2 separate regions of the Homo sapiens genome follow, and region 2 is linked to region 1. A link is a contact called in ENCODE Hi-C data. All regions are on one chromosome and are shown on one strand. The core of a region is the stretch at or near the end of the contact, and the rest is flanking DNA. Distances in the headings are between cores, read along the strand shown. Region 1 has its middle 180 kb from the start of GC. Region 2 overlaps LOC105377271 (a long non-coding RNA gene).

What was found. A loop is a pair of places that touch in the nucleus more often than their neighbours do.
Region 2: a map of PC-9 shows a loop between it and region 1 (5-fold over the local background). The contact joins two enhancer-like sites. A Hi-C loop is called at or near these places in 4 of 168 maps with a recorded cell type or tissue (IMR-90, PC-3, PC-9 and 1 more).

The regions. Positions count from the first base shown.
Region 1 is chr4:71,606,548-71,609,748 of GRCh38, forward strand. No RefSeq gene overlaps it. Among named protein-coding and RNA genes, the nearest start is that of GC, 180 kb to the right of the region's middle. Within about 2 kb of position 1,909, at least 2 of the 41 ENCODE cell types and tissues checked have a DNase peak (open chromatin) inside an H3K27ac peak, as active enhancers do; they include PC-3 and PC-9, where a contact is called at or near this core.
Region 2 is chr4:71,646,910-71,650,059 of GRCh38, forward strand. The region is part of intron 3 of LOC105377271 (a long non-coding RNA gene); the gene reads left to right. Among named protein-coding and RNA genes, the nearest start is that of GC, 140 kb to the right of the region's middle. Within about 2 kb of position 1,687, at least 3 of the 41 ENCODE cell types and tissues checked have a DNase peak (open chromatin) inside an H3K27ac peak, as active enhancers do; they include PC-3 and PC-9, where a contact is called at or near this core.

The DNA.
Region 1 (3,201 bases), core at 659-3,158:
CCTGGAATCAGCTACTTCTTCACAAAATCCCTAGCTCTCAATGGATAAAGGTCTTTAGAAGTCAAGATCAAGGTGCTAGCTGTGCTTCCTGCCTTTCATTTTATCTCATGCCCTCTCATTATATACACACAGGCACACACCTCTATTTATTTCTATATCTAACATATATTTTGAAAGACCTGAGTTTACACTAATGCCTCCAATGCCAGACAAAACCATAAAGTTCCATATTTGCAGTTCATTCATGAGCAATCTGCACACATTACCCTTAAGGTACTTATTTGTTGATCAATCTACGAGTAAGGAACTCATTCCCATTGTGTCCGGAGTTGGTTCCTTCCAGTGGGTTCATGGTCTTGCTGACTTCAAGAATGAAGCTGCAGACCTTCACAGTGAGTGTTACAGCTCTTAAGGATGGCACAGACCCAAAGAGTGAGCAGTAGCAAGGTTTATTGTGAAGAGTGGAAGAACAAAGCTTCCACAGCTTGGAAGAGGACCCCAGCGGGTTGCTGCTGCTGGCTGGGGTGGCCAGCTTTTATTCCCTTATTTGTCCCCTCCCATGTTCTGTTTTTGTCCTATCAGAGTGCCCTTTTTTCAATACTCCCTGTGATTGGCTACTTTTAGGATCCTGCTGATTGATGCGTTTTACAGAGTGCTGATTGGTCCATTTTACAGAGCACTGATTGGTGCATTTTACAGAGTGCTGATTGGTGCATCTTACAATACTCTTCCTAGCTACAGAGTGCTGATTGGTGCGTTTTTACAACACGCTGATTGGTACATTTTACAACACGCTGATTGGTGCATTTTATGATCCCCTTGCTAGCTACAGAGTGCTGATTGCTGTGTTTTACAATCCTCTTGTAATACAGAAAAGTTCTCCAAGTCCCCATTCGATGCATGAAGTCCACTGGCTTCACCTCTCACCATTGCTGATCCTATTTCTTTCCTCATGGGGACATCCTCGTCACTCCATTCAGGTTTTACATCCTCATTCCTGGCTACTGCCACATCACGGCACCCATGCAGGCACTCTCTTTACTCCCATTAGGCTCTTACACCCCACATTTGGCCACTATCCCAGAAAGAAACCCTCCTCACCACAACTGGTCTTGACACTCTACACTGGATCACCCCCCATACCCAGACATCCTCCTTACCTGACCTGGACACCCAGTTCTTTTTATCATGCCATCCCTCCTACACAGACACCCTCCTCATGCTGCTTGGGCTTTGACTCCCTGTGTTGGGCTCACCCCTTCAGGGGTGTCTTCCTTACCCTGCTTGGCTTTGAGATCCTGCACCTGGGCTATGCCTCTATAGATGTGCTCAGGTTCCAACACCTGCTGCCAGGCTGCCTGCTCACATGGATGTTTTCCTTATCCTACTGAAGCACTGTCAGGCCACCTTGGGCTGCCTCCTTTGGTGGACGCTCTCATTACCCTTAGCTTGCTCTCAATTCTCACTCTTGACCACTGTGGCTCTCCCAGGCTGAGATGGACACATGCTCAACTACACCTGGTTGGCTAGGACTGAAGTGTCCAGGAAAGGAAGTGAAGAAAAGAGGAAGAGAGCTGTTGGTTTATTTTAAATGAGGAACTCCTAACTTTTGTCTTTTATCATCTGTGTGTTTCAATAAGTCTGACACTTTTGTTTCTCTTTGGCAGAATTGTATATACCTAGCATTTTAAGTCATAGAAAGCTACCTGGATTTTTTTTTTTAGACCAAATCCACCATTGGTTTTCCCTTGTCCAGATTAGATTTAATGCAAGCCTTTCCCAATTTGGTCCAAACCTAATTTTGTTGCCTCTTTTCTGTGTACTTTCTGCCAAGTAACTTAGGAATTCAGCTCCTGTGAACTCTTTGCCTTAAACAAATATGTCATGCCCTTTCCCACATTTATGCATACCTTTTTCTTCCTGGAATGCCCTCATACCATTTTTCTGTTTGGAAACCTCTGACTCATTATTTAAAATTCAGATCAAGTGTCACTTCTCAGTGAAACCTTTTTCAACTCCCTCAGGGTGAGTAAGTTCTTTCTGTCTCTTAAGAGAGTGTTCAGAGCACTTGCTATTTAACTTCTATCATCGACCGTGTAAAATTAGGCAAATTGCTTACCTTTCCTGAGTTTCAGTTTCCTCAACTGTTAAGTGGAGATAATAATAGATAATAATCAATAAAGTTGTCCTTAAGGTGAATTGCAAATAATCAACATGCTAATAATTGCTATTTTTATGTTTATCTGATTATGTTAAAATTGTGTGTTCTAGGCTGATGTGGTGGCTTATGCTTGTAACCCTAGCACTTGGAAGGCTGAGGCTGGCAGATTGCTTGAGACCAGGTGTTGGAGACCAGCCTGGGTAACATACTGAGACCTCATTTCTAAAAAAAAAAAAAAAAATTGCTGGGCACACAGTGGCTCACGCCTGCAATCACAGCACTTTGGGAGGCCAAGGTGGGTACATCACCTGAGGTCAGGAGTTCGAGACCAGGCTGGTCAGCATGGTGAAACCCTGTCTCTACTAAAAATACAAAAATTAGTCAGGCCTGGTCGTGGGTGCCTGTGATCCCAGTTACTTGGGAGGCTAAGGCAAGAGAATCTCTTGAACCCGGGAGGCGGAGTTTGCAGTGAGCTGAGATCATGCCACTGCACGCCAGCCTGGGAGACAGAGTGAGACTGTCTCAAAAAAAAAAAACAAAAAAAAACCCTTTTCTTAGATATGGTTCCAGAAGTTAATTCAAAATCCACAATATGTGATGAACATTTTCTGAAGGAAATTATTCATTCTGTAAATATTTTTAAGCGCATACCATGTACCAGGCATATGTTATGCAATAATGTGACCAAAATAGAGATGCTCTTTGATTTCATGGAATTCACAGTCTAGTGAGAAATAATGAATTTAGCAAAGAATTATTCAAGTGAATAAATAAATATATGCAAACTGTGATAAATCTTAAGAAGGATAATAATTACAAGATCAGTGTGGTATCATAGAAAGAAATTTGGATTTTGTTCCTGGCACAGAGTTTCCAAAACTCTTGGAGTTTCGTGATTGATAACAATCATAGAAGCACCTTTTTTTCCAATGAAGCAACTCTCTTGCTGGGCCCCTAATATAGTTTCAGGATAGAGACTGGGGGCCAGAAAGACCAAACTTTGTCTAGAAGCTTGGAAATTTCAGCCCCACTCCCCAACC
Region 2 (3,150 bases), core at 437-2,936, 40 kb after region 1:
ACATAAAAGGTGTATCTGACCTCCTGTTCCTTTATGACTGGGAATTCAGTTTTTCAGATTTCTCTGGGTTCCCCTTGTCCAAAAGGGGATCCGTTCAGTCAGTTGGGGGCTTAGCATTTTATTTGTAGTTTACATAGTTTATATATGAATATTTATATATAATAAATGTTATTTATAATAGATGTTATTTATAATATATAAATATTTTTATATAACAAATAAAAACATAATATATATTATATATAACATGTATAATATAGTTCCACCACTTTGGACTTTTCCTAAAACCTCAAGAGAAAACTTCATTATTTGTTAGATCATGGTTTTTCTGAATCACATACATTCTAAACCTGCAATTGAAATCATTACTGGATATTTTCTAATTTAGTTCATTGTTTTGAATCTAACTATCAAGTAAGAAAATTAATTTTCAAGTATCTTCACAATTTTGTCTGTTATAAAGGTGTAAGTCATTTATCACAATTTCTCAGTTGTCTGTGCTGGTCTGAAAAAAAAGGCTAGATTATTGATCCAATCATAATTTAAACCAACATTTCCAAAGCCTTTCTAAGTTGTTGTTTTGGTCAAGTTGTTATTATATAAAATAGCTGGTTTAGTTTTGTTATTGGAAAGGGGTCCCAATCCAGGCCCCAAGAGAGGGTTCTTGGATCTCATGCAAGAAAGAATTCAGGGCAAGTCCTTAAAGTGAAAGTGAGTTTACTAGGAAAGTAAAGGAATAAAAGAATGGCTCTCCGTAGAACAGCCCCAAGAGCTGCTGGTTGTCCATTTTTATAGTTATTTCTTGATTATATGCTAAACAAGGGGTGGATTATTCATGCCTCCCCTTTTTAGACCATATAGGGTAACTTCCTGATGTTGCCATGGCATTTGTAAACTGTCATGGTGCTGGTGGGAGTGTAGCTGTGAGGATAACGAGAGGTCACTCTCTTCACCATCTTGGTTTTGGTGAGTTGTAGCCAGCTTCTTTACTACAACCTGTTTTATCAGCAAGGTCTTTATGATCTGTATCTTGTGCCAACCTCTTGTATCATCCTGTGACTAAGAATGCATTAACCTGCTGGAAACCCAGCCCAGTAGGTCTCAGCCTTATTTTACCCGCCCCTATAAGATGGAGTTACTCTGGTTCCAACTTCTGACAGTTTTACTCCCCGCCCCCATCAATCAGCCTTACCTGGATGAACAAGGAAGAATTCAGAAAAACAAAATAAAGGATTTATGTAGTTCACAAAACAAAATAAAATCTGGCCATTTCCTAAATGTCTTAGAAATAGATAAGGTATACCTGGTTTTCCAGTCATACAAATTCTGAGATCATTCCATTTAAGTTCTTCACAGTCAGACGCACCAACTTTCCAACTCTCCAGGAGCTGATTACGAGTTTAAGGATTATGCAGGCTGGCAAGCTGGTCTGTGGCCAAATCTCCTGGAGAAACACTAGGTAAATAATTTTAGGTTTTTAGCCATATGACTCCTTGTTGAACTAAAGTGTTTAAAAAACCTCTAAGAGAATGATGCAGTATACAATAAAGGGATATAGCGTTTCTCAAAACTTATATTTCTACATAATTCAACCACCCTCTTTTTCTGAAAGCCTCACTGTACCAGTGTTCCAGAGGAGTGCTGAAGTTGGTTCCTACCAGCTCATGAAGGCCAACTGTGTTGCATCATTTCCCAGCTTCCCAGTGATGCCATGTCAGTGACTTGAAATTGGCCACAGTGGGAGTATTTAAAGTACGGAAACCAGCGAACTCTAGAAACCAGAAAAACTGGTTATTACATAATTACTACTGTGGTGTTCATAGAATTCACTTTGCTTGTCTTATTCATTGCTATATCACCCACATTCAGCGAAAGTACCTGTTACATATAAAATAGGCATTTCATAAATACTTGATGAATGAATAAAGTCCGGACTAAATCACTCAGTGTTTTTACTTTTCTTGAAGATCTTCTGGGATTTATATTTTACCATTACCCCTAAAAGGTCAATAAGTCCTCTCATACTAAATCTACCTCCTTTTCCTTTTGCTTAAATTTAAGGATATCTTTAAACTTCTCAGTCATTAGGAAGCTGGAAAAAAGGAACATCTTTTTGTTAAAAATTATTTGTTACAAGAAATCTGCATGCGAACTTGGGAGAGATACAGTCTTCTGTTGACTGTGGCATTCAATCAATCCCTCAGGTGGAAAGAATGTGTTACAGCTGGTTTGTTTTAGCAGCATGGCAACCAGGTGGTAACATATTGTGAGCTTAATATGGGGCAATTAATAAGTTTGAATGGCCAATTATGAATTCATCTTGCATCATTCTGGAGCTGCCTCAATTGATATTCATTCAGTGCTTACTGGAAACAGAATAGGAGATATTTATATTTTGGTACTTGGATTAGAGTTATGCAATTCTTCTCTCAGTTTACCTTCTTTTCCTGGAAAGTTTTTCTTGCTAAGAATGGTGTCTGACAATGATTAAAATATCACTTGACTTTTTGCCAAGGCAGTAACTGGAAGTCTGACAGCTGTGTAGTTAAACTTCTTGGTTCCTGCTAATATGATATTACAAATTTCCATAAAAAACTTTGAACACCTAAAATAGATGATATTCTGGGAATTGTTACCTATGGGCCAATTAATGACACTCAAATCTTTTGAGAAGGGATTCCAGTAGTATCATATAAAACAGAGGTTCTTAAACTTTGGAAAGTATCTAAATCACCTGTGGCATTAGTTTGAACTTCAGTGTGAAGGATTTCTACTAGATATTTCTGACATCGATAATTTCTCTCCACTTGATTGCTGTTAAGTACTTAACTTGCATATCTAAAAGAAGGGAAATATATTAATTATATTTTAATTCCTTCACTCCTCTAATCCTCATTTTCTATCAATTAGTCCTATAAATTTCATTCATTAATGTCTTTCAAAACTATCACTCTCCATTCCACTCACAGTTACTGCCTTAGTTAATGCTATGGATATTATAGTAGTCTCCCATATGGTTTCCCTACATATGATCTTTCTTCCTTTAAATTCATCATCTTATTCGCACAGTTATTATGTATATATTACCGATACATAATAGTTCTTTAGTGTTTGCTCATCACATCTTTTACCAATCTGTAGAATCCATAG